Linked DNA regions of Homo sapiens: regions 2 and 3 are each linked to region 1. Evidence: chromatin loops called from intact Hi-C (ENCODE). Cell type or tissue: heart right ventricle. All regions are shown on one strand.

Evidence for each region. Peaks named below come from ENCODE experiments on the same cell type or tissue, not always from the same donor. Only the 100,000 strongest peaks of a DNase experiment are listed, where the experiment ranks them.
Region 2: a loop joins it to region 1, with 7 times the contacts of the local background. A loop is called at or near these places in 89 of 110 quality-filtered maps.
Region 3: a loop joins it to region 1, with 4 times the contacts of the local background. A loop is called at or near these places in 90 of 110 quality-filtered maps.

The regions. Positions count from the first base shown.
Region 1 is chr4:159,201,755-159,204,254 of GRCh38, forward strand. The region is part of intron 3 of RAPGEF2 (Rap guanine nucleotide exchange factor 2); the gene reads left to right. Among named protein-coding and RNA genes, the nearest start is that of MIR3688-1, 74 kb to the left of the region's middle. In heart right ventricle, CTCF peaks have their summits at 1,413 (motif pointing left) and 1,615; a DNase peak (open chromatin) is centred at 1,397; H3K27ac peaks cover 2,500 bases.
Region 2 is chr4:158,856,066-158,858,565 of GRCh38, forward strand. The region is part of intron 8 of FNIP2 (folliculin interacting protein 2); the gene reads left to right. Among named protein-coding and RNA genes, the nearest start is that of FNIP2, 88 kb to the left of the region's middle. In heart right ventricle, a CTCF peak has its summit at 983 (motif pointing right); no DNase peak of the experiment used is centred here.
Region 3 is chr4:158,861,542-158,864,041 of GRCh38, forward strand. It overlaps FNIP2 (folliculin interacting protein 2), which reads left to right. Exons shown (of 17, transcript NM_020840.3): 12 at 66-235. Among named protein-coding and RNA genes, the nearest start is that of FNIP2, 94 kb to the left of the region's middle. In heart right ventricle, no CTCF peak of the experiment used is centred here; no DNase peak of the experiment used is centred here.

The DNA of each region.
Region 1 (2,500 bases):
TGGTGAGACCGCAGATACAGGAAAATAAAGGTGTTTTTCTATTTTTTGGTCATGGGTGGCTGGCCCTCTGGAGTTCCTTGTGGTCCCCATGTAGTTATTGGAACCTTTGTTAGTCTTCATTTTATTTCACTTTCTTGTTTTATAGGCATGTGATCAATAGCCCTCGATGATGATTCCTGTCTCCTTTTCTCCAGATGCCAACAGCTTTGTCTTTTGAATGTGATACTGTGCGGTATTACATCCTGGATAGTATAAAGTGACCTTTCTAAAATAGCACCAAAATTGGTATTTGATGCTATATGTGGTTCTCAGTTGTGCCGAACCTGTCTCAGATAGCTGTGTCGTGTGCTCGGCTCAGCCACTGTTTCTGGACATTTTGCCTATTCTTTCTCACAAAGCAATCGCCATCTTTTTGCTTCTCTGTTTTAATGACCTTGTTAATGCTGTCCATGTGAAGCATTTAGAGGAGCTTCCTCACTCCCCTGGGCCGCTTCAGGCTTGGCCATATTGCACTTGCTCTGCTAGAGTGGGAGGAGTCTCTTCTTGTACCCCATACACCCTCCTTGTTTCATATTTTGTCAGGATCATCTGGGAAAGCACTAACTTCTAGTTCCAGTTTGCTTAGATTTTGCATGGGCACCATTCTTTCTGTTTCTGTTTATTGCTTCTCCACTCCCGAAAACCCCCCAAAACTTAGATGGCCATGTTTGTGGCTGTTGGGAGTCTTGTTTTGAGCTGATGGTCTTCTAGGATCAGCATCCTTTACCCACAGCCACTTCCGCAACGCCTGCCGCTCTGTTTTCTTTCAACTCTCTTTTCTCTCCTTGTCAGTCCCCCTTGGCTTTTCTTTCTTTCTTCGTTTTTTTGGCGGAGTTTTGCTCTTGTTGCCCAGGCTGGAGTGCAGTGGCATGATCTTGGCCCACTGCAACCTCCGCCTCCTGGGTTCAAGCGATTCTCTTGCCTCAGCCTCCCGAATAGTTGGGACTATAGGCACCCACCACCATGCCTGGCTAATTTTTGTATTTTTAGTAGAGACGGGGTTTCACCATGTTGGCCAGGTAGATCTCAAACTCCTGACCTCAGGTGATCCACCTGCCTCTGCCTCCTAAAGTGCTGGGATTACAGGCGTGAGCCACTGTGCCTGGCCTCCATGAGCAACCTTTTTGGCTGACTGGGCCTCACTTAAGTTTTCACATTGTATTAACAGCTGAATGAAGTAGCATTTTCACAGTTATTTTCTTGCCCTCTAATAATTGTCTTTGCTGATTTAATCAGTTTTCTTTGGACTTAGTAGTTTTTTGTTCTTTCAGTTCCCTTGTCAACTTCAACTTGATCGCTTGCATTTACTGGCCACCTCCTTAAATGAGAATGTGGAGCGGCACACACAGCTCTTTCCCATGGAGAGAGTGCCACCTTGTGGATCTCTAGGATATTGCCGAGGAGGCTCTTAGATCCTGGCTCCATTTTTCCATTTACTGGTAAACTGAAGTTCACATCTTTGACTTTCAAGCACTTTAATACCTTACCTGGGTTCCTGTCTATTCAGTTCATTAATTTACTTATTAAGAAAATATTTGAGTGCCAATCAAGCATTATGTAGTGTATATATTGGGGGTACTTAAGAGTTAGAGGAGTTTAAAAACTATTGAGGAGAAACTCCCAATGTGAATAATTATGACGTTCTGGCACCTGCGTCACGTGAGCATGTACACAGGGCACTGGGAAGCTGGAAGAAAGCGACTCACTTTCCTTGGAATATACCAAAACACTTCTCAGAGGAGGTGATAGTTAACCTGGAACTAGAAGGATGAGTAATAAATTTACAAGAGAAAATATACTATTTAGAAGCTAGACTGCAGGTTTGTTCAAAACCTTTGTGGCATAGGTGGAAAAAAAAATGTGTGGCCTGGCCGAACAGGATGAAGTTTGCAGCATAAGGAATGTTGGGGTTGGGAGCAGAAAGCAAAGCTGTAGGTTGGTCCTTTCAGAGACGATCGTAAGAGAGGAAAGGAGATGAGGAAGATGAAGAGAACTAGTATTTTTTGTTACCATCATGCAAGGTACTGCATATATATTGTTTCATTAAATAAAAGGAGCTCTGTGAAGAAGGCATCAATGTCTTCCATTTTGCAGTTGAGGAACTAGAATCTCAGAATTTGACTTTACCACGATCACGTGGCTAGCGTGGAAGAAGGAATCTGTGCTCCAGAACCTGCGCTCTTTGCACAGCATTTCCTGCTTCCTTCATGGGCTCTGCCAGGGGGTTTGGACCTTCTCCTGTGAAGGACCATGGGGTTCATCAGAAGGATGTCATCTGATCCGATTTACCTGAGCAAATGATCACTGAAATGTTTCCCAGCTTCTACTAGGCATGATGCGCAGTTCCTGCCTTGAAAGGAAGTTCATTGTAGTTGGAAGAAGATGCTCAGGAATAAGAAATCATTACAGAAAAACATAAAACAATGAAATTAGATGGGCTAAGTATTTTAGAGTTTGGAAA
Region 2 (2,500 bases), 350 kb before region 1:
AAGTGGTAGGCTTTGATTACTGGATGGGGAATGGGGCTTGGGCATCTAACAGCTAACCTCAAGGATTCCATCACTTACCGAGGCAATTGAAACCCTAAAGAGCAAGGTGTAATGTCCCAGGAAGCCTTTTGATTTGACTTATTAAATTGGACCAACTTTATAAAGTTGCTGATGGGATGTTCTTTGACCTACAAAACATTAATTTCATATAGTCCAATGTAATACATAGGTTCAGTATAAGTTCAAAACTGACATAAATAACAATTAGACTAAGGAGTCCTGATACCAGTGATAGATTATTGAGATGTACTTAAATAGCCATTTTTGCTTTAATTATTTATGATCTTGAAGTACTTACAATGTATATAAATGATTATCGATAAGTGTTAACAAAATTCTATTTGATTTCTTTATTAGGAAAAAAATTGTATGTAGCTGCAGCCTTTCCTTGACTCTCAGGGCTGTCGGTTGATCAGACTGCTTCCAGCTCCTTTCCTCAGTGCTCTGCGTGGCATGATGCATTGACTAGCATGAGCACCAGCAGACAGATTAGGCATGGGGTCAGAATCCCTGGTCATTGCCAGTATCCAAGTCATGAGCCTAGACTAGAAGATAGGAATCCTGGGTTCTAACTCCAGCATTGTTACTAAGAACCTTTCTGTTCCTGAGGAAAGTTGAGGTAGAACTCTGCCTCAGTTTCCACATTTGCAGTACAGCCTGTGTACCTTCTCTGGTGACATGGAGATAAAGTACTGATGAAGTACTGGGACACACACTTAAATTTTTGAAAACATTCTTAAACATCATTTTTTGTAGAATAATTTCTAAATTATAAGTAAGATACTACGTGACCTGATTTATTCCACGTTGCATGGTTGATGCAAGACTACAGAATGAAACTCAGTTGATTTAGAATTCAGTGGAGGGTTATGGTGAAGCAAGTAAGTTCTCCACTCTATTATAGCTATGGAAGTTTTTCAGAAATTTCAGCAGGTGGCACTCTCTCCTACATTAAAACTGATGAGAGCATTGGCTATTGTTTATAGGGTGGAGATGTTGATGAGAAACTGTATTGGGTTCAGTGTTTATTATAATTTGATTATTAAAGGTCAAGCTGGCCTAAAGATGAGTGGACTGATACAGTCATTTTACTTTTGAAAAAGAAGGGAAATGTAAGATGACAGACAAAGTGGAAAGGATTGCAAGCAAGCCTTATTGTAATATAAACTCAGAAGAATTTCCTATACAGAACAGAAATCAACTACTGTAGTGCAAGAAAACAAGGCTTTAGTGCCAGTACCTTGGTAAAGAAGAGAGAACATTGTATGAAATTGTGTGAAGTTCTAAGGAAACCTCAAGAATTTTCTCTGATGATTAGAATCCGGGAATTTCCCAGGGAAAGCAATTGATGGTTTATTGTAATGTGTAGCATTTATAACAGCACCATGTGCCATCAGTAACATCTGGAGTGAAAACCTTTTACTGATTTACCAACCATACCTACATCTCCAGGATCTTGCTTGAAGTTAAGGGAAATAGTAACACATAATGAGGTTAGAATAAGATGTCTATCTCCTTTCCTTTAAAAATAAAATAGCCAGGTGCAGTGGCTCACGGCTGTAATCCCAGCACTTTGGGACACTGAGGTGGAAGGATCACTTGAGCCCAGGAGTTCAAGACCAGCTTGGACAATGTAGGGAGACTCCATCTCTACCAAAAAAAAAAAAAAAAATGTATCCGGGCATGGTGGCATGTGCCTGTAGTCCCAGCTACTTGGGAGGCTTAGGTGGGAGGATCGCTTGAGCCTGGGAAATTGAGGCTGCAGTGAGCCATGATCACACCACTGCACCCCAGCGTGGGTGACAGAGTGAGACCCTGTCCCCCCAAAATTAATTAATTAATTTAATAGCTTTCCTGACCATAACACTTTTGGCATATGTATGTTTAATAATAAAATCTAGGTTTATTTGAAATCATACAAGCTATGAGTAGAGCCCTAAGTAAATAAGTTGAAGACCAGGGGGCAGAAGGCTAATTCTCATATTCTGCCCAGCATGAGTAATTGTTATGTTGTAATTTATAGTAAAGAAAATGGAGGAAGCAGTTCCTTTCTATATTTGGCAGAGATAGGAGACTAGATGATGGAGTTAGAAAGAGAAAATGTATCGCCAGTCTAGGGCTCTCATTTGCAATGTTAGGTCCTTTGTGTTGGTGTTTTTGTAGGAAAAAACTATTTTATTTGTACTCTTGCTGTTAGTAGCTATTTGGTAGCTACACTGGCTTTTCACAGTAGTTAAGTAAGAGACATGGTTAGGCCATTTTTGTGAGGCTTACCCCACAAGACAAATTAAATATATATTTAGAAGTTTTGGGCTTCGTGGCTGTCATCATAGAAGCCGAGTCTCTCAAAAGAATCAGGTTTTTTGAAAATTTTACTGTAGCAGAAGAGAGGTAAGTGTTTCTGCTTGGAGGATTTTCAGAGAGCTTAATCATATGGCTT
Region 3 (2,500 bases), 340 kb before region 1:
ACTGCATAGGATGTGCCTCTTTCTGTATTGACTAAGTTGGTTGTATCTTTTTCCATTTCTCCAAGGTTTTTTGCTGCCTTACTGACTGCGGTGTTAACCTACCACCTGGCCTGGGTCCCAACTGTCATGCCTGTGGATCACCCTCCCATCAAAGCCTTCTCAGAGAAACGTACCTCCCAGTCAGTGAACATGCTGGCCAAAACACATCCGTATAATCCTCTTTGGGCACAGCTGGGTTAGTACCTAATTTGACTATTCAGAGAATATATGGGATGGAATAGGAAAAAAATGCTAGAATTTGTAGTTTATACCGGCTCTCTCACCCAGTAATTCATAGGTTGTCTTTGGGCAGATGAGGAATAGGAAGTTGGTCCCTGGATTCTAATTGTAGACCCACGACCTTCCTCTCTTTTTTCCCCTACTGGCAGCTTTGTGCTACACTCTTAAAGCAGTATAAGCCAACTGTGTTCTCCCATTCCACAGTGGCTGTTCACCCTAGAGCAGGATTTCTTAACCTCAGCACTGTTGACCAGGTAATTCTTTGTTGGTTGAGTTGTTGTGGGGTGTGGGAAGAGCTCTCTTACGCATTAATGGATATTGAGTGGCATCCTTGGCCTCCATTTACTAGATGCCAGTAGAACTGCCCCTCCCACCTCCCGCCCCAAGTTGTAACAATCAAAAATATCCACAGAAAAGCACCTCATCCTGGAAAGCAGCATGCTATAATAACAATAATGAAAGCTGACACTGTGAGCCAAGCCCTGGTTTTACACATAGTCATTAGATTCTCATCCCTACCCTTATTACTCTCAGCCTCATTTTGTAACAATACAGATGTTGTCTTGTCCTTGTGCTCTTGGTCGTGAGATGTATAAATGAATACAAGCTCCCTCATGGTTAGGGGGTAAAAGGCGTGTTCTAAATCAATTAAAGAATTTGTGGATATTTAAATGGAATTAAGGAAGGGGAGATATGGAGAGAGGCTAGTTAACAAATATAAAATTACAACTGGATAGGAGGAATAAAGTCTAGTGTTCTTTAGCACTGGATTACGATAGTTAAGAATAGCTTATTTTCAGAGAAAGCTAGAAGAGAGGTTTCAAATGTTCCCAACACAAAGAAATGATAAAAGTTTGGGGTGATGGATATGCTAATTGCCCTGATTTGATCATTACTCAGAACATGCCTAACTCATTCTTGGTCATACGGGAAGTTTTTCCTGGGGAAGACAGAACATGGTTGTTTTGTTATGGAATAATAATAGTCTTGAAAAAAACTTAGTCTCATTAAGTGGAGAAGGAAAGGGGGCTGGATATTAAGGAAACATTGTATTCCATGCTGCTGGATCACCCATTTTAAAACAATGCTAATTAAGTAGTGTGCATTTAGTTAGATAAATGTATTCATAATTAGGTGTGCTTCTTATTTGAAACATAACTGAGAGCCATTAATTCCCTATGTTCAGCATAATAACGAAGAGTTTTTTCCTGTGGGTTCACAATCCTCATCTTTCAGGGGAGATCATGTATTGTTGAAAGTCTTCAGTCCTCCCTTCCCCCAAACAATCCATCAGGGGTCTGGCTATTGACAAGAGGAGTGTGAGGAGGGGACGAGGACGAGGCCCTGGTCGGCGAAGGCCTGTGATAGCTTTGTAAAGCCAAGTGTAAGTGATGGCCGAGTTTCCATTATTACAAAGAAGTCGGGGGCCTTCAATAATTTGACAGGTAGAAGCACTTGCTTTGCATTTTATTGTTTTCATTCAGTATTTAGCAAGTCACAGTAAACATGAAAATAGAAACTGCTGGGAATACACAATGATGGAGATAAAATTTCAATCCAGGTTCCTAAGTATAGAGAAGACTATCTGGAATCATTCCAAAGACTCCTCTGAGAGCTTTCCAGGACAGGTGCCACTGTGCGTTCCCCCTCCATGGCTGCTCAGCACTACCAGGGAAGAGGGAGGGAAGCCGGATGCCACTTTCACGGGTTTGCTGCTCAGGAGCTCGGTGATCCTTGCTTCTGCCCAGCCACTTCCCTGTGTACAATGTGATCGCCACCCATTAGTGGGCTGCAGAAGCAATTTAGTGGGTTTAATTAAAAAGCATTTAATTGGTATAATAGAATAGAAAATATCAGTGATTTACATGTATATTTTGTAAAATGTCTGTTCCAAAAGATGCATTGAGGTTGCAGTATAAAATGTATTTCTTTCTTGGCATAGGTATACAAAGTTTAAATGCCACTGTCTACACCACTGACTGAAGTAGTTCCATATAGGTCTCTTTTTGACCTAATGATCTTAAGGGTTTGTAGAAATGAAAAGGAGCTTTTCTACCCAAAAGAGATTTGGACCACTGATTTAATATAAGTTAAAATGTGTGAAATTTTTTTCTCAGAAGTTTACATTGTATTTTTCAAAACACAGTGGAATTAGACTACAAATCAATTTTTTTTTAGTTCTCACTTTCTCAGAAATCAAACCATGTATTTTTGTTGTTGT